Regions from separate parts of the Homo sapiens genome. Here all the other regions are linked to region 1. A link is a loop called in an ENCODE intact Hi-C map of the cell type or tissue named here. Cell type or tissue: Calu3. All regions are shown on one strand. Region 1 has its middle 12 kb from the start of LINC02532. Region 2 has its middle 71 kb from the start of LINC02532. Region 3 has its middle 83 kb from the start of LINC02532. Region 4 overlaps LINC02532 (long intergenic non-protein coding RNA 2532).

Region 1 (5,000 bases):
CTCAGGCATGGGAAAACATCATCTCATATAAGCCTCATAAACCCCAACTAAGCCAGCTCTTAGGGCCACACCAGTGTTCCAACATCTGTAAAGCCAGTTTTCATCTAAGTTTAATTTTAAAAAGCCAAAATGTTGAGTAAAATATTGTTCTTGTACATCCACTCTGGGGTGGGTTTTTAGTGTCCTGACCTAGAATGTAGCTGGGATGGAGCAGGACTGCTTGAGGAAAGAGGGTTGCTGGGCTCACCTTTTCAGTTTGGCAGAAGCATTGAAACTGGTGGGGGAAAGAGGCCTGGTAAGGAACTGGGGTTTGGAGCCCCTTCAAATTACTCAAAGCCAAAAAGGCGCACAGAGAGAGAAGAGCAAGAACCTAACAGCCTGAAGTGGCATTTCTGGCATGTGTTCAGGCAGCTTTTTTCGTCTGTGTTTCCATAAAGACCTCTCTTGCATAAAGCTCATCCAGGCCTCTGTGAACTGGTTGAGCCAGGGCAAGATGCACAGTCTCTGGGACTGTGAGTGTGAGTAAACAAGATTCTCCCCTTACCCCACAAGCCTACCCCTGCCCCAAAACAATTCAGCACAGAGGTATACTTCAAAGGCCCACAGCTCTCCCCAGCAAACAGACAAAGCTCTGCAGCCTTCAGATAGAGACTTCATCCTCAAGCCAGACAAAGACTTCATCCTGGTGGGAAACTGATGAGAAGAAGAAATGGCAATAGTAATGTGTATACACATACGCACACACAGGTTACAGGTACAGGACTCTAAAATTGCAGTGTGAAGTCTCCTGATACAAGCCACATTCTCTGGTCATCTGTTTATCCAAACAGAGTTCTACACTAGGGTCAAGAGAGTCTTTTTAAAAATTATAGGGTACTGTGCTTTGCTAAATGGCATCATGGAATGAAGACAACACTGGTGATGCTACTAATTATGCAGCTTGAGAAAGCTGCTCACCTGTGCAGAGCTTGAGTTTCCTCATATGAAAATTGGAGATGATAAAACCTACCTTGTAGGATTTTTATGAATATTAAATAAAATAACATGTAAAAACAACTGGCCAGAAATGGTAACAAGCAAGAGTAGAATTTGGGAAAAGGGTTTGCTTGATTCTAACAGATGTTCTCCAAAGGTGCAAAATGAGGTTGTTGAGAAAGGTGGTGTGTGGCTGGTTGATGCGAGGCTTTGAGTCCGCCTGCCTGTGAAGTTTGATTTTGAAATCTCAGCCTCTTAGAAGCCTCTGTAAGGGGATGGGTGGTCACAAAGCCACATCTTATAGTGTGGTCTGCAAGGATGCCTATAAAACACTCAAAGCTTATTGAAAATTCCCCTGCAGATCTCCTCGTCTGAATTCCTCCCCACCCCACACCAATGAGCCACTACACATTCAAGGAAAACAAAGAGACAACTCTAAAGCCCTAAGGAGCGGCCCAGCTAGGCCAGTAGTTTTCCCCAGAGGGAAAATGTGCTTCCAGACACACTCAGCTGAAACTGACTAGAAACTGGACTGTGTTGACTGAACAAGTTGAGAAAGATTTGCCTCTGGCTTTAATAAATTACGACATCAGCTTTTGGCATTTAAAATATTCAACTGTTTACCTTAAAAAGTCTCTTGCGGCCGGACACCGTGGCTCATGCCCGTAATCCCAGCACTTTGGGAGCCCGAAGTGAGTGGATCACCTGAGTTCAGGAGTTTGAGACCAGCCAACATAGTGAAACCCCATCTCTACTAAAAATACAAAAATTAGCCAGGTGTGGTGGCGGGCGCCTGTAATCCCAGCTATTTGGGAAGCTGAGACAGGAGAATCACTTAAACCCGGGAGACAGAGGTTGCGGTGAGCCGAGATTGCGCCGCTGCACTCCAGCCTGGCTGACAAGAGCGAAACTCCAAAAAAAAAAAAAAAAAGTCTCTTGACATTAATTTCTTTTCTGGTTTGAATAAAATAGCCTTTTTCCAGGTTGTATTAATTTGCAATAAAAGTGTTCTGACCCTGTATTTTTCTTGTCTGTAAAATGGACTGAGACGCTATTAAGGTTCCTTTGGGCTCCGAGAACTATAGGACTTGGGGACAAACAAACCAGGTGGCTGATTCTACTGACGGCTTCACTGTCACCTGTGGTTTCTGCTCCTTCAAAGGAGTGAGGATTAGCTGCTATTTAGACACAGGAATGCAGGTCTTTGATTATTTGGGTGTCTGTTTTCACAGGCGTTGGACCTGACCCTGCAGCCTGGGAACCCTGACCGGACCTCTCCTCTGATTTGAAAGTACGCAGGCCTGGCTGACACCAGACACCACAGAGGTGTGGCCCCCACCAGACACAGCTACCATTAAACCCCATCTTGTTGCTCACTGGGTGTGTGGCCTTGGTTAACCACAAACCCGCCTAGATGCCTCACTGGCAGGCCAGCTGAAAGCCATCATTTCTTATCCAGCCCCTTAGGGACAGGATTAGAAGAGTTACCTAAAATGTAAGATGTTGCATTCCTAAAGCCCTGGCTGTAACCCAGGGGGACTCCAGGCAAGACGGCTGATCCCAGCGACTTCACTCCTAAATGAAACCAAAGTCACCTAGTATCCTTGAGTGGCATGACATGGAGAATGGCAAGTGAAACCAGAGCCTTCTTGGCAGTTAACTGAGGTGCTCTGAGAAGGTGGCAAAGGAAGAAAGCCTTGGCTTTATTTAAAGGGGCAATTAAAGTTCAGGAAGGAAAGGAAGTGTTGTTATTCTTAATTTTTCACACTCTCCCTGACCCCAACCACCATTCCACAAATAGCCCAGGATTTCATTTGCTGCCAGCAGAAGTATATAGATATCTCTGGAAAGCTATGAATGATTTACAAGCTGGGTCAATAATTAAGTTATCCGGGGATGTGTAGACATAACCAGTCTTAACTCTTTAAATCTCAGAAGACTTGCTCCCCAGCCTGGCAAGAGAATAATGGTTAGAAACCAAACAAAATCTCCATACAGATTTGAAATGCTTTGAGCTAGTAAAATGTTTCAATCCATTATTTGGGAAAGGCTGATGAGCAGATTGTGTTTCTCATCTTGGTCTGTGATTATTTCTAGGACAAAAGAAACATATTAAGTTGGTACAGAAGTAATTGCCATCTTTGCCATTGCTCTTAATGCAAAAACCACATTTACTTTTGCACCAACCTAATAGTTTGTGGATTCAAGTACCCAAACTCTCAGCTTCGATTCCAGCTCACTCCGGAAGGCCAGGTGATTTTGAGAGGGGCCACTCCCTGGAACTGGCCGTCCTCCCTCAAAGACCTCCTCGTGAAGATTTTAATCAATGATGGATCCAGATCCTTCCAAAGGGAAAAAGCATCATTCACGTGGGGGAGGGGAGTTTGTTTGAGAGCAGCCCCTTTGTTGGCTGATCTGTGGGAGGAACAGCCCAGTGGTCTATGCTAGTTAAGGGGTCAAAGCTAAAACTCCTGAAAGAGTTAGCAAGATGAGACTGCATATGTGCAAACTGGAGAAATTCTGAGAAGAAAGTCGCCCAGGGCTTAAGAAGGGCTTTCATGTGGGGCAGGGCTGGACCTGAGCCTGGAAGGACTGGCGGGTGAGGAGCAGGACACCTCAGAGACAGGCATCATTCCGGGCACAAACCTGTGCTGAGTCCTACCTTCCATGTCCAGACATGTACCTGTGCTGCAGGTACATGAGCCAGAGAGGATTGAGCCTCTTATGGGCCGAATTATGTCTCCTCAAAATTCATATGTTGAAGCCCAAATCACCCAGTACCTCAGAATGTGACTGCATTTGGAGATAAGGCCTTTAAAGAGGCAGTGAAATTAAAATGAGGCCTTTAGTGTCGGCCCTAACCCAATCTAACTGGTGTGATCATAAGAGGAGATTTGGAGACACAAAGAGACACCAGAGAAAAGGCCACCTGCAAGCCAAAGAGAGAGACCTCAGGAGAAGCCAAACGTGCTTCTTGAGCCTTTGATCTGAGACTACCCACCTCCAGAACTGCAAGAAAATTAATTTCTACTGTTAAAGCCCCCTGGTCTGTGGAATTTGTCATGGTGGCCTTAAGCAGATTCATACAGCGTCCTTGCCCTCCGAGGGCTCCAGTGTGTTGAGGAGGCCAGACAATAAACAAAATCCTATGAAACCCATACATTCATGACAGCTGTGCAGGGCACTAGGAAGGACAAGGAAAAGGTGCTTTGAGAGTATCTGAAGAACAAAACCGGGGTGAGGAAACACCCCTGGGCCTGGAATTCCCGCCTCAAGGAGAGGAGAGCAGGGAAGGCAGGCTGACCCAAGCCACCACTGAAGAGATGGGAAGTGAATGACAATGGGAACACCAGATTGCAGAGCGCCTGGAAACAAGCAGGAGTATTCTTGCTGGATCTCCAAGGCAATGTGAAGCTATTTTAGATTTCCAAGTGGAGGAACGGCCCAAGGAGAGCAATGCTTTAGGGAGCTCTTTCTTACAAGCATGTGCAGAAGGAGCGCAGGCCTCAAGGCACAGGAAGAGGGGGTGCGGGTGAGAGGGCTGGATCGAGATGCCAGCAAGCGGGCAAAGCGGGGGAGGAGCTGCATGCAAAAAGCATTTTGAAGAAGAAAATGACAGGTCTTGGTGATTGATGGGAAACTCTTTTAAAATTGTCTTGTCCCTGAAGCAGCCCTTCAAGGCTGTGGCTGACGTATAGGAAGGCCCCTGGTAGACCCCTCTCCAGAGTGAGGTGGTTGCCATGGCACCCAGATGCGAGCAAGGGGGATAAAGACCAAATGGCACATTCATTTCATACCCTTCCTTTACCATCCCTTTGTGGGATACCAGTGAGACCCACAAAGCTTCCCGAATCTGCACGATGAATATCATCAGAAGGCATTTGATTACAGCTCTGAGACTCAGTAAGAAAGTAACACCTGGGTAACGTCCATAAAGCAATCTTGCAGATTTCTCTGTGAGGGGCTTCTAACTTCTGGCTGCCTTTCAGCTATTCACAGCTGGGGGGAAGTGGAGGGGACAAGGG
Region 2 (5,000 bases), 59 kb after region 1:
ATTTACTTTACCACTCATCAATATTTGCCACTTTTAGTAAATATTATACCATTATACTACTTAAAGATTTATTAAGCAGTTAAAATTGAGTCTTTACCTCATTTAGTATTTATCTTTGAACAGACTGAGTACAGCATAAATAGTCATAGCTGAATTCAGAATTCTTATTTTTAGTGTAATTGGACCAAAAATCATTCTGCACACCTGGAAAGGTGTTGACCAAAGCATCAATAAAGACAAAGCCTGTTTATTAATGACCCCAGCTCCAAACCTTGCTGGAAAATACTAGGTAACCTTTAATTAAAATTACAAATAAACTTTTAATCAATCTTAAAGCATACACTGACTGAGTTTGTCAGTAAACTCGCACCAACCTAATACCTTGAACAAGTCTTCATATTCTACATTTCTTTTTCACTGGGTGAAATTCTGAAAATCCAGTATTATTTCTCCTATAGCCACAGTGAGTCAGCTTCTGAGTGGCCAAAGAAAACTCATAGAAGGTGGAAAGGGGCGATAAGACTTGCTTCCTTGACACCCGTAAGTGCTTCAAACTCCACTGAGAAGGAAAGAAGGAAGGGGCACAAACCCCTGGTGAGTCGCCGGTGGACCTGTGACCCAAAGGTCATTCATTCTGCAAACGTTTATGAAGCAGCTACTATATGCTAGGCACAGTGCCAGGTGCTGAGGCTATGATTTTGCATAAGACAGACCCTATAGGTTCTTGTTGCCTCGTGGAGAGACAGAAAATAGCCAAATAAGCAAGAAAAAATTCAGAAGCTGATCATTCCAAGAAATTTTAAATAGAATAATTTGATAGACAGAGTTGACTGGTGCCTCTGAATTTCAGGTCAAGGAAAACCTCTCTGAGGAGGTGGCAGCTACGTCTGAAAGATGTTAGTGCAAAGGCCCTGAGGCACGAAAGAACTTGAAGGCAGCTTCTGGAAATAAAAAGAAAGTCCACCCCCCTTCCCCCAGTGTGCGCAATAATCATGTACTATTTTATAATGAGAAAAAATGTTACTTTGGGGGGACAAACTTCATATCCTTTAACACTTGTGGACATCAATCTTAACGAAATTCTAAATGTAGAAAAAACCTTTTCGGCACAATGATATTCACAGCAGCATCATAATAGTGAAAAAACAGAAACAACCTAAATGACCAACAACAGATAAGTGGTTATATAAATTGCAGCATATCCATTTTCTAGGGATTCTATACTCAAAATTATTAAGACTTCTTTTCTACCTGGTCTTTTCTATTTTCTAAATTCCCTTTAATGAATATGAATTACCTTTATGATTTAAAAAAAAAAATGAGCTGGCCAGGTGCGGTGGTTCACGCCTGTAATCCCAGCACTTTGGGAGGCTGAGGCAGGCAGATCATGAGGTCAAGAGATCGAGACCATCCTGGCCAACATGGTGAAACCCCGTCTCTACTAAAAATACAAAAATTAGCTGGGCCTGGTGGCGCGTGCCTATAGTCCCAGCTACTTGGGAGGCTGAGGCAGAAGAATCACTTGAACCTGGGAGGCAGAGGTTGCAGTGAGCAGATATCATGCCACTGCACTCCAGCCTGGGCAACAGAGAGAGACTGTGTCTCAAAAAAAAAAAAAAAAAAAAGTCAACATGGGAGATTAGCATCCAAGATGGAGTTCCTTTAGCCTCCAGGCTAAAGGTTAGTCATGGCTGTGGGTCTAGAATCCAGAATCACAAGAAAACTAGGGTTTGAGTGGTGTCATAGATCAGATTTCCTGGAAAACAGATTCTGAGAGGGAGATCTGCAAATAGATAATTTGTTGGTGTTGTGGGTTGAATGGTACCCTCTCAAAAGATAGATTTGTTAAAGTAGGCAGATAGCTAGACATGAGCAGGTGGGGCAGCCCCTGAGAAAAGGGAGGCCTGGAAAATCTCACACCCCAGAGATCACCCAAAACCTGCATGTGAGATGTGAGCAGAGAGGAGGGAAAATACCTTGGCAGAAAGGAACGCCTCTTAAGACCCCAGTAATTGCTCACTCTGCAGTTCACCTGTCACATTGTCGCTAGCTACATGCTAATAGGGCAAAGGAGAAATTCCGAAGAGAAATGCAGGCACAATAAGATTTGACCACTGTACAACATTCCTTGAGTGGCAGTAATGAGCAATGCAGCCATTAGGTAGAATCCATATTCAACACGGAACCCACACGTGTGCACCATTAGTAAGGGAGGGTCCCACAAGCCTGGGGTGGGAACTAGGTATGAAAAAGGTAGGGACTTAAGGCAGAAGCAGGAAAATTAGACAAAGAAAAAAGGCAGAGACTTAAGACAGAGGTGGGAACGCCAAGAAAAAAAAAATCAACATCATAAAAACCCAGCGCAGAGTTCTCGGGCTGCTGCTGGCCCACTCTCTTTCAGCAGCCTGCTCGGGCTTATCTTTCAGAGTGTCCTGGCTCTCTAAATAAACTCTCTGCTCTCTATTTTCCTTCAGTAAATTCTCTTTTTTTGAGTAAATTAGTTGCTTGGCAGAATTCTTTCTTCCAAGTAAGACTAAAAACCAAGGATCCTGAAACTGCCATTGCAAAATTATAACTGAGACAGTGAAAGAGATCTAACCTAAACAACTTCATCTTGTTTCTAACTTCCAAGCTGTCCATGTTCACTCCTGGGCATAGGCTGAACTAACTTTGGGAGGAACTTAGTTTATAGTTAAACTTTAAAACAAAGACAATAACAGCCTTTTCCCAAAACAAACCCCCTTCCTGCCTGGGGACTAGACTGCCTTGGTAGGACTAACAAATTATCCAAAAGATGAGAAATTATGGTTTAGGAGTCATACAGCTGGCGGTTACAAGAGTCTGGAGTCTGACCCACCTCAAATTGCTCCTTGGCATAACATCACTATTGTAAAGCCTAAGGTCAGTGCTTGAGATATTTTGCAGACTCTAAACATGATGGATCATCTGGCACCACCCACATTGATAAACTAGCTCATCTGGTCTTGTGGCCCTCACCCAGGAACTGACTCAGCACAAGAAGACAGCTTCCACTCCCTATGACTTCATCTCTGACCCAACCAATCAGCACTCCCGACTCACTGGCCCCACGACCCAGCAAATTATCCTTAAAAGCTCTGATCCTTGAGTGCTCCAGGAAACTGATTTGAGAAAGAATAAAACTCCAGTCTCCTGCACAGTCACCTCTGCATGAATTACTCTTTCTCTATTGCAATTTCCTTGTTTTGACAATTCAGTTTTGTCTAGGCCGTGGGCGAGGTGAACCTGTTGGGTGGCTACAGTTCCCTTCTTTCTGGTAAGAGGTTGAAGTCCTAACTCCCATCCCTGTGACTGTGGCCTTATTTGGAAACAAACTCTTTGCAGATGTACTTAAGATGCATTCATACCAGGTTAGGGTGGGCTGACTGATATCCTTATAAGAAGGAAATGTGGATACAGACACATATACATAGGGGACATCATGTGACAATGCAGGCAGAGGTTAGAGTGATGAATCTACAAGCCAAGGAACACCAAGGCTTGCTGGAAACATGAGAAGCTGGTAGACAGGCATGGAGAAGATTCTCCCCCAGAGCCTTCAGAGAGAGCATGGCCCTGCCAGTGACTTGATTTGAGACTTCTAACCTCCAGAACTGTACTATAATGTTTCTGTTGTTTTAAGGCACCCAGCTTGTGGTACTTTGCTAAGGCACCATTAGAAAGGAATAATGTTGAGTCTTGCTCCCAGGAACTACACATATTGGGGAGGGAGGGAGAGAAGCCAAACTAGGCAGAGGGAGAAGTTGAATGGTGATGCAGTTGGCAACAGTGGGTTCAGAACCCATATGAAGACCCTGTGGAAATGTCCCAAATGGAGGCAAGGGGCTTTTCTTCCTCCAGCATAGATCTGTCATTGGATGAGAGCTGCCCTTGGTGGAGGGGAGAAAGTTTGGGTTGAGTGAGGCAGCTTCCTTCCACAGAGGCAAATTCTGGAGAGGGACTCAGCTGTGAGCCCAGCCATGAGCCTTCGGCCACAGTCAACACCACTGCAGCTGGAGCTGGGGAAAGGTGAACGTCTATGGCCAGAAGGGAGAGCTGAGTGGCACCCATGATCAGTGGCCATGTTATAAACTCTAAAGTACAACATATCTATAAAAATGTGAGTACACACTTGTCAAATATGATACTATGATAGTTTATCCAAGTTATATCTGTTTTATCTTTTCTTCAAAAAGGTGATTTTTATGTTTAATAGTGCAGTCTTTTTTTCAAGGCCGTGTTTTGCTTTTAGATGACCCAGCACCCATGATCAGTGGCCATGTCATCTAAACAGGGGAAGGACTTCAGAGGCCCAGAAACAAGAGATCGACTGACTCTGGAGAGAGAACTGGAGGTAAGGGAGAGACAGAGTGATCAGAGAAGACAGATCTGGCTCTGAAAGCATAAAGGGGTTTCAGAGACCTTTGATCCAATCTCACAACCCTACATGGGACTCTGTCCAAAACCAGGAAAAAAAAATGCAGTCTCTGTTGTGTTGAGTGACCCTCTTCCCTGGAGGATGGAATATACTTCCTTATTGTCAACCAACACTAGCCTTCCTATGACTCAGAGTTTTTCCCACCTTACCAAACTGTGCCATTTTCACTCTGACACCCACCAACTCCCACTAGACAAAAAGATTTGTGCATTTTCTTTTTTGTAAGTTGCTCTGCAACTTTTTCCAACTACACACATTGTCTCCTGCCACCTTTCCCAAACTGTTGTTGAGGTTCATTGCTCAGGAGCACCAGAAAACATGCCTCCCTTCCTCTACATGGCAGCTTTTCAAATGCTTGCAGACACTTTTTCTGTCCTCCCTAAATCTTCTTTTCTCCAGGCCAAAATCCTCAGGACTAGAAAAACTCTTCCTGCCCTGCTATACAATTCAATTATACTAGGAGATTCCTTGATTGTCTTCCTGTGACATTGTTTCAAACATTTATTCAATCATCGTATATTTATTAATCAGGTTCCTGATGTTA
Region 3 (5,000 bases), 71 kb after region 1:
ATTTTGGGAGGCCAAGGCAGAAGGATTGCTTCAGCCCAGGATTTTGAGACCAGCCTGGGCAACATAGTGAGACCCTATCTGTACAAAACAAATTTTTTTAATTAGCCAGGCATGGTGGTGTGTGCCTGCAGTCCCAGCTACTTAGTAGGGTGAGGTAGGAGGATCACTTAGGCCCAGGAGTTTGAGGATGCAGTGAGCTATGATCATGCCACTGCACTCCAGCCTGGGTGAAAAGAAAGGAAATAAAAGAGGCAGGTAGGAAGGTCTGAGAATGCTTGCCATAGTTTTGCAAGATGTGATAAAGACTTATTCTTAGATAGGCCCAGTGAGGGTTCAATGTTCTTCCCTCCAGGAATACCAAGGCCACTCCAAGAAGTTGGGTGGAAGATATAGTGCCTCAATTAAGGCTGATGATCAGAGGAATCAAAAAAGCAGGAAGGAGCTCAAGGGGATTCTGAAAGTAGTATGTAGATGTTCCTGGTGGCTTTTAGTGAGATCCTCAAGCAGACCTGGCAGGTGCATCAATTACATTGGAACGGTTGGCATGGGGGCAGTTATGGGAATAGAAACAAGGGATAGGGGATAGACTTATCTACAGAATCTGGTAAGCAGTTGATATAGGGAGCAAAAAATCTGATAAATTCAAATTTCATATTGTAGGGAAGGAAAAGGACTTTCCTCTACCCTCTTATATTAAATGAGTGGGACCTATAAATTAAACTGAGAAAAGACAAATTAACAAGAAAAATGGCTTACGTGTGTGTGTGTGTGTGTGTGTGTGTGTGTGTGTGTGTGTGTGTGTGTTTCTTTTTTAAGAGACAGGGTCTCACTATGTTGCCCAGGCTGGTCTCAAACTCCTCAGTCCTCCCACCTCACCCTCCCCAGTAGCTAAGATTATAGGTACGTGCCACCATACCTAGCTACAAATTGTATTTGATGTAAATAGTGTAATTTTATTAGGTGCGCAAAGGTCTTCATGGAGAAAAAGAAAAGATCAAAAGAGGCAGTTAGACCAGGGGTTTATATACCACTTTAACAAAGTGTGATAAAGTTGTGAAGAAGTGACAAGACGAAGGAAAGGGGGTTTGGGCTTCTAGAGGTGATGAATTGCTGAAAGGTAAATATATGAGGGAAACTAATGACAGCTGGGGCTTTATTTTAGTAAGGTTTGTTTGTGCGGTCCCATCTTAGTGCCAATTTTTCTGTCTGCAGTGATAGGGTTGTTCTTCTCTGATACGGGAAAGGGGAGGGGGAACACCTTCACATAGGGAAATTTATGTCCTGCTTTTAGACAGAGAGGGGGAAGGCAAAAAGCTCTTCCTACGTTGGCTGCTTCTTAGTTGCCTCCAGCGCAAAACACTCCTTATGACAAATTGGCATAAGGGTGAGGTAGTATATTCAGAACTCCTTCAATATTCAAGTCTGGGGTAGTAAGGGGAATAGGAGGGGAATATCCAAGTTTCTGACTTGAAGCTAGGTAGGAAGTGGTGGGACTCACTAATGTAGAAAGAAAGGAAGTTGGTAGCAACAAGAAGTGGATGCGTTCAGAATAGGTGAAATAGAGAGTCAGAAACAAGAGCTGAAAGACTGTGCTTAGAGAGCATGATGCTGGAAGTGCATGAGCTGAAGCAGTCCTGAGTAATAGCAAGGTCCAGGATGTGGCCATGATATCCAAGAAGTTGAAACTGCTTGGAAATGAGCAGGTCTAGGGCCTGAGAGCTGAAAATGTTTGGATGAACACAGAAGCTGCTCAATATGTGGCCTCCTGGCATTACAGCTTTGCCTCCCCATAACTACACACAGTAAATGAGCCATCTCTCTCAGCTTTGGCCTTATGAACAATCTATGAACATTCCTTTCACATTACTTTTCAAGCTGCTGATAGAAATACTAAACAGGCCTGAGGCAGATACTTACCTTGAGTATGCTTGGAGAATTCCAAATATGCCTTGATGGTTTTGAAGTATTTTGTTTTATATGGTTAGGGAGCATTGTCAAGATAATGTTCAATGTAGCCGGGCATGGTGGCACATGCCTGTAGTCCCAACTACTCAGGAAGCTGAGGTGGAAGAATGGTTGAGCCCAGGAGTTTGAGGTTACAATGAACTATGATCACACCACTGCACTCTAGCCTGGGTGACAGAGCCAGACTCTGTCTCTAAAAAATAAAAATACAGAAGATAATGTTCTATGTATTCAGGGGACTAATCCCTCACTTCCAGTTATTTCCCACAACAGGTTGATTGTAAGGCATGGCACATGGAGAAGGGTGAGGTATTTATCTTGTGGTTTATTTCCTGGATTTTATAATTTATAGGTAAGTTATATCACCCCAAATTTACTGAGCCCAGGTCCCACTAATAACAAAAAGCTCTATATCTCCCATTAAGATATATGCAACATGCAAAAAGGCTCTTGGGCTTTTTAGCCATTATGTTTTCTGTTGCACTTGGACCTAAAACCTCAACTTCCATATTCAAGCCTGGGATGATCAAGGGGGTGGAGGGGAGTGCAGGGAGGTAGAATGAAGGGGTGCTACTGTCGGTAGACAGACTGAGATGGCAAGGAGCCTAGACAAATGAAGATAAATTGAGTCAGAAGATCTGGATTCTTGCCCAGGTCTGGCCCTTCTTAGCTCTGTGAATTGGGCAGGTCACTGAACATTGTCTACTAAGTAGGAGTTGTATTAGTTTACCATGCCTAGTTCAATAGGTTATCGTGGGTACAAAGGTGGAACAATGGATGGGAAGGTGCTTTGTAATTACTCATTCATTAGAGATGAGGGAAGAAACTGTTGGCACTTTTTATGAGGGAAGAATCTGTTGGGCCTGCATTTCCAACCATCTGCAAGACTTTGCTACATATTAACTCTGCCTATCACTATGCATAATCCTTCCCATTGGCAAGATCCTTTGAAAACCGAGGGCTGTCAGCAGAGCCACTTGATTCTGGTTATTGAGAAAAGCTTTTCCTGCCAGTTCAACCTAAGCCTGGGCCTTCCCTAGGCCCATTTTAGCACCAGGTGGCAGAAAAAAGAAAATCTGAATGTAAAACATCTTAAAGAGTCATTTTACATTTCCTGGAAGTCTCAGGGCAGGGGGCTGTAGCCCAGAAAGAGGAATTACACTCCTATAACACACAGAGAAACACTCTCAAATCCTAGCTGGAAAATCTTCTCCCCTAGGCCTGTCATGAAGACAGCTGCTTCCCTAAGTCCCTCTCATCTTCTCCCATACTCTTGCCTTCTCCACCTCTGCTCTCACTTCTTACTGAACTTTTTCATCCTAATTTGGATAATTTTCTGATGTTTTTCTCCATCCACAACCCAAGCAGCCCAGTGCAGCCCAACAGCTGAGCTTTGTTTGTGTATTAGAAGAAACTTATGGGCCAGGCTCAGTGGATAGAGCTTGTAATCACAGCACTTTGGGAGGCCAAGGCGGGCAGATCTCTTGAGGCCAGGAGTTCAAGACCAGCCTGGCCAACATGAAACTCCGTCTCTACTAAAAATACAAAAATTAGCCGAGCGTGGTGGCACATGCCTGTAATCCCAGCTACTCAGGAGGCTGAGGCAGGAGAATCGCTTGAACCCGGAAGGCAGAGGGAGGGAGCCGGCATTGTGCCACCGCAGTCCAGCCTCGGCAACTAAGGGAGACTCTGTCTCAAAAAAAAAAAAAAAAAAAAAAAAGGAGTATGAATACTTACTTTTTTTCCAGCTGCCTCTGCCCTGGACACACTTTTCCAGCTGTCTCTGCCCTGAAGCTGTGTATATGCCGGTGCATGGCCTGAGAAGAGATAAAGATCTCTCCTTTAGATCCTGGGAAGTGCATGCCAACACCGGAGAGCTGCCTGCTCTCAGGAGCTGGAGGCCCTTGGGTAGGCTGTAGGCCCCACACTGTGGCCCACTCCCTTCCTTCTCTTCTCCTAATAACCACTGCTGAACAAGTTTGAGTCCCCAGGCAGGTACGTGGCTCATAAATTGTTCAGCAAAGGGTGGCTGTTAAGATGACTAATAGTGTGCCATGAGCTGTAGGGGTATTCAAGGGAAATATGACCCAACTCTGCCTTGGAGAAGTTTAAAATCTATCAGTGTAGGTGGGTAGTGTTTCTTACATTCTAGTACTGACAGAACCTTAAATCTGGTTGAAACAAAGGTCCAGTCCTCTGCCTTTCAGCAGGAAAAAGTCTTTAATTTACATATAAAGCCTTTGAGTCTTGGGCAAGTTAAGTAATTTTTCTCAAGATCACACATTTGTCTGGGACAAGAACTACATCCTCTCTTAGCCTTCTGGCTCTCCATAAGAGACAACATTCACATGTTTTCTGTTCTTCAAAAAGTAGCAGTTGCCTTCTAAACTTATCCGGTACAAAGTTGTGAAAATTGATCTGTCTATTGTTTTGACTGCCCTTGCAATATTTGGGTCATCTCAAACTGAGGCTACCTAAAATCCCAGAGCTGTGTCTCCAAGCCAGTGATAAGCCAGATGGCAGAGGATGAAATGTTATTAGACTCCATTTATCCAGAAGAGGATAGCTATACCATTAAGAAGGAGGAGAATAAATTAGTAAGCAATGTAACTGCAACATGGCAGCAGAGGAAAGATTTTGAATGTATTAACAGCATTTTCTTTAAAAAAAAAAAAAAATGGCACTGTGAAAAGGGGAAGAAGCAGGAAATGGCCTTAAAAAATATGAGTACAAAGACATATTGATTAAGAGATATGGGTAGTTCCATCAAATAAATATAAAAGAAAAGCCAGGTCAGGTTAAGACTCTGCCACTTCAAGGAATTAGTGAAGATGAACATAACCTATCCTTCCTTTTGGTCTCTCTGGATCTCAGGCAGGCACTCTCTCTCCCATCTCTCTCTCTCTCATACACACGCACACACACACACATACACACGTGCACACAGACGAGTGGGATAAATATCGCGAATGCAGCACAGACCACCACCTTAAATCTCATAATCATTCTATTTCAAGGTTGCTCAAGTCTGACAG
Region 4 (5,000 bases), 53 kb before region 1:
TCCTGTCAGGCATAGTTCAGGGTGATGAGTTCCCTGAGAGCCAGTGATTGGTTGTACCATACTGAGGGTAAGTTCCAGTCTGACAAGGAAGAGCAACCAAAGTTAGGCAGGATCTCCAAGTTGTCTGAAGCTTGGAGAAAACAACTAATCCCAATGGGAAACTGGAGGGCTAAGCAGACACCAAAAATAGAGGCTCTGTCTTATAGAACGTGCATATTGTGTGGTGCATGTATGTGCATGTGTGTGTAGGGGACAACACTGATACAACTCTGAGGACATATATCAGTCACAATAACACAAACGATTCCTAGTGGTGCAAATGACTTGAGACCTTCACCTGCAACATGGCTAAGAGGCTACAGAAGACAGAAATTCAGAGGAGTGAGTGAGGATTCAGGGCAATTATCACAGACAACTCTTCAGCTGACCTTAACGTATGTATTTATCAGAAACAAAGGGAGGGAGGTGAGGAAACTCGGTCAGTAGAATCAAAATGTTCTGGCTTATCTGATATCTTCCCCCTTGGGCCTGAAATCACCTACATAGCTAAGGGGGTTGTAAGAGAACCCAGAAGGTAAATTACTCCCAGTTACTTGCCACAGAGTGAGGTCCACGTGGGGAAGCCAGCTAGTAGACTGAATCTCCCCTGAGGGTTGGTAAGAACATGCAAAGAAAAGAGCCCTGCAGGGCTAAGTCATCCTCTTCTTCATTTTCAAGGAGCAGGGCATCATGGGCCTTTTTCATCACTTTTCAAAAGTCTGAGCTGTTTCTGTTGCTTCCATTTGTTCACCATGAAAAAATCTACTTAGGTGGTCACCCCAAGTGCTTTAACTCTCTTTATCTGGAGTCAACAGCAGAAGCTTGGCTAATTAACAAAATGATAAAAATCATAATGATAAATAATAAAAATGGCTTCTTATTGGTAAAATTAGTGATCAGTCAATTAACATGAAGCAAGTGAGAAATGGGCTTTTACTATTGAACCTAATGGTGTTCGAGACAAGTGGACTGGGGAAAGCATTAGGGACAGTCTCTACTCTTACGTAAGCTGGGTGTAAGATTTTGGCCAGCCCTTCACTTGTCACCTTTCTAAATGGCATAAGAAATATGATTCTGACCTTGTCCTGTGTTCAGCTGTGAATTCAGACAATTCAGTTACCTGGTGCAATTAAAATCTGGTCTTTAGAATACTGCCCTGTCACTCTTAAGAGGCCCTTTCATGTAGAGTGTGGACAAAGCACTGAAAAGTTCAGAGGGCTGGAAATTTGCCAAGCTTACAGAACCAGCTGCATGAACGATTTTGGATCTTCTTACTGATAAATATGTATGTGTGCCAGCATTTGGGCTGAGATCTGCTTTCATTATAATATTATAGGAAGTAGGGTTATGAGGAGATGAGGCTAATCAGATCCCACTACTTCTTGGCCAGGCTTGGGAACCTTAATGATGCAGAAAAGGGATTTCTATAGAGTCCAGGCAGCATTATTAATTTGTCCACTTCACAAATGTTTCTCACATAACTTCCATATGTCAGGCATGTGCTCCTGTGTACCACACTGAGGGTACAGTGTTGCATAGGGCAGATGTGCTCCCCTCCCTCAAACAGCTTACAGACCAGGAGACAAGTGATCAAGCAAGTAATTACGACCAGTGGTGAGTAATATGGCAGGGAAATGCAGAGAAGCGGGGACACAGAGCAAACAGAATACCCATGGGTGGGAGGTTGACATAGTGCCTCCTTTGTGCTGAAAAAACTCAAGTGCTAGAACTTATCCATACACCACTGGACAAATGCCTGAAGGCCACTGGTGGGCCTGACCCTATTACAGAATTTACAGCTCAAGGACATTTTGAAGTCCTATGGTCATCCTCTTCCCATCAGCTTGGGGTCACATGGACACCTGGTCCCCTCCTATTTTTATTCCAGAGGACACTGAGGTTCAAATACACATGCTGCGGTTGGCAGATTTTATCCCTAGAGACCAAAGTATGAAGAGGCTCCATGACTTGCCCAAGGGCATTTATTGAGTCAACAGTAGAAATGCGAAGAAAATTCTGTCACCTGATACTGGGGCCAGCTCCCCTTCCCTTGACACATCATCTAAAGGGGGAAATAATCTTCTGAAGTATCAAATAACTCTGGTATTTTGATGAGTGAGCAAGCTGGTAAGCAAATAATGAGAAAAGTGAGTGTTGAATTTCCCTTGACATAACCCTTTTGGAAAATGCAGCGGCAGATGCAAGAAGAATGTGACTTATATTATAATGAAAGCAAAAATATTTTCAAATAGATTCAGGGGGCTAATAAACAGAAGGTCTGGCTATGAGTGTCAGCCTAAAGGAGAGCAGAGAAAAAGATCCTAGAGTTCTCAGCCAGGCAAGATGACTGCTTACAATACACAGCTTTCATATAGGGAGTGAGTGTCCTTTTTCATCCTCTTAGTTACGTAAGGGAAAGGGAAAGGCATTCTTCAAACACAGATCACTTCAGAGTAGTCTCACTTGAGAAGCTAGTGACGTGTGCTGATAAAATGACGGGTGCTGGATTCTTGTTGAGATGAGGAAACAATGCCTTTGGGGGTAGAGGATCTGTGAATCACTCCCTCTGTGCCAAAGAAAGGGACTCAGGAGAAGCCTGGCCTGAGTGCTATGAGTCCACTGACCCCTCAGTCACACTAAATATCTATGAGAACCATGAAGGAATGGGCTTCTACATTTCAGATTGCGAATTCTGAAAAGAATGAAATTCCTTACAGAAGTTTATCTTTATTTTCTACTGGGTAGAATTTCTAGAAGCTTCTTTAAAAATTGTGGTTTCCTTGGCCTTAAAGAGTGATAATAACTTTTCCCTCAGCATAATTCTGCCCCACCCTAAAACAGCACTGTGTCTGGTGCTTCTTGTTTGTCCCAGTGGCAGCACCTAGGATTAGGTTTCTTCAGTCTTCCTGTAATAAAACAAAACAACATTGAAATGAGTTTCTATGATGGCTACCTTTATGTGTCAATTTGACTGGGCCAAGGGCTTGCCCAGACAGCTGGTAAAACATTATTTCTGGGTGTGTCATGAGGGTAGCTGCATAAAGAACACCTGCCCTCACCAATGTGGGTGAGCACCATCTAATCCATGGAGAACCCAAGTAGCGTCAAAAGGCAGAGTAAGGGTGAATGTGCTCCCTTCTTGAGCTGGGGCATCTATCTTCTGGCCTCAGACATCAGACCTATGTATATACATCAGGCCTATGTGTGTACCTCTCTATATATCCTATATATTGATATAAGATATATATCTATATAGATCTATAGATCAATAGGACAGATCTATATATAGGATATATACATCTATATATCCTATTCCTAGATATAGGATCCAATATATAGATCTATATATCCTATTGCTTCTGTTTCTCTTGAGGGCACTAATACAGCTTCTTTAGGATCTTTCCGTTTAAAAGAGAAAAGGAGGATGGCAAGGAAAAGATTTTCCTTTGACATTTAGTTCACTTGGAGGACTGTATTTACTGAAACATTTCTATGGGCTTCATTTTATAAAGGCAACCATACACAATCTGTCCATGTCAGTAGACACATAACATCCACACCCCCAGGCAATTTAAGATTAGAAAGCTCAGATCTGGTTGGCCTCGGTGTGCTCATTTGACTCCATTTTTCTTTCCTCATCTGCAAGATATTCAACATTATTATGTCAATGGATTGATTGTATTGAGGAAGAAGAGGAGATGTCACTAAAGTTGGACATCACTACTTTTTTCCCGGTTTTTCAAAGGTTTGTAGCATGGAAACAAATCTCTCTAGACTAAACTACACAAGAAGCCAATCCCCTTCATATGAAAAACATTCCACTTGACAGGACAAATCCTTTGATTTTTTTGCAAGGAAATTTTATGAAAGAGCCTGGAAGCTTGTTTACAGAGACTAGAAAAGAATAAGCTCCGTGGAGAGCTCTTTCCTGAGACCTGAACACCCAACTGTCTGCTGGACATCATTTTCTTAGACACCCCCAAATTCAACATGTCTAAAACAGAACCTATTGTCTCTTCTCCCTACCCCTCCAACCCTGCTCCACTGAAGTTGCTATCTTATTGATGCCACCATCTTCCACCCAGGTGTCCAAGCTAGAAACCAAAGAATCCTCCGTGAGGCCTTTCTCTCGCATCCTCTCCGCTATCCAGTTAGTTACTAATTCCTGTTACTGCTGCTTCCTACATTTCTCAAATATTTATCCACTTCTCTTCATTTTCACTGCCTGCCCTCCCCTGGTGGCGGCTCTGAGCATCTCTCATCTGGATCACTGCACCAGCCTCTTAATGGGGGGCCCTACCTCCTGCCTTGCCCTCCATCTGTTCCCTACATGCAAGAGAGTGATCCTTCTAAAATGCAAATCTGAACCCATCAGTTTTCTGCTGAAGATCCTTCCATAGCTCCCTACTGGGAATAAAGGTCAAACAATGCTTAGAAAGAACTTCTTTGTTTGAACTGGTTTATCTCTTCAAAGTCTTGACTAACCACTCCTACCCTCTCCTACTCCATCCTTGAGCTGTGAAAACTTGTAGGTCCCAGATGAATCTGCCTTGCGGTCTGTCTCCTCTTGGCCTTTGCATATAGTAGCCTCACAGCATGGAACACTCTTTACTCTCACTCTTCGCCTAGAAAACTGCTACTGCCCCTTCAGATCTCAGCTTAGAAGCCTCTTTCCAACTTAGCTTACATGCTTCCATAGCACAGCCTGTATGTCCCATTTCAAAGCTCTTGCCTCACTTGGGAATGCAAATGTCTATTTACTCATTTGGTTGTATTCACTGCTAAAATATATGCTTCTTATATGACATGTTAGAAAAGGCAAAACTATAGTGACAGAAAGCAGATCAGTGGTTGCCAGTAGCTGGGGGGAGGGTAGGAGATTGACTACAAGCAGTGCAAGCAATCTTTTCAGGGTGATGTAAATATTCTCTATCTTGATCCTAGTAGTGGTTATACTACCC

The links. Peaks named below come from ENCODE experiments on the same cell type or tissue, not always from the same donor. Only the 100,000 strongest peaks of a DNase experiment are listed, where the experiment ranks them.
Region 2: it touches region 1 in a loop (2.9-fold over the local background); 2 of 110 quality-filtered maps call a loop at or near these places.
Region 3: a loop joins it to region 1, with 4 times the contacts of the local background. A loop is called at or near these places in 6 of 110 quality-filtered maps.
Region 4: a loop joins it to region 1, with 4 times the contacts of the local background. A loop is called at or near these places in 6 of 110 quality-filtered maps.

The regions. Positions count from the first base shown.
Region 1 is chr6:106,796,950-106,801,949 of GRCh38, forward strand. No RefSeq gene overlaps it. Among named protein-coding and RNA genes, the nearest start is that of LINC02532, 12 kb to the left of the region's middle. RefSeq lists an enhancer at 2,085-2,379. In Calu3, no CTCF peak of the experiment used is centred here; DNase peaks (open chromatin) are centred at 1,502, 2,342 and 2,762.
Region 2 is chr6:106,855,847-106,860,846 of GRCh38, forward strand. No RefSeq gene overlaps it. Among named protein-coding and RNA genes, the nearest start is that of LINC02532, 71 kb to the left of the region's middle. In Calu3, no CTCF peak of the experiment used is centred here; a DNase peak (open chromatin) is centred at 3,055.
Region 3 is chr6:106,868,356-106,873,355 of GRCh38, forward strand. No RefSeq gene overlaps it. Among named protein-coding and RNA genes, the nearest start is that of LINC02532, 83 kb to the left of the region's middle. In Calu3, no CTCF peak of the experiment used is centred here; a DNase peak (open chromatin) is centred at 2,026.
Region 4 is chr6:106,744,344-106,749,343 of GRCh38, forward strand. All of the region lies in intron 1 of LINC02532 (long intergenic non-protein coding RNA 2532), which reads right to left. Among named protein-coding and RNA genes, the nearest start is that of MIR587, 37 kb to the right of the region's middle. RefSeq lists an enhancer at 4,004-4,929. In Calu3, no CTCF peak of the experiment used is centred here; DNase peaks (open chromatin) are centred at 2,058 and 2,558.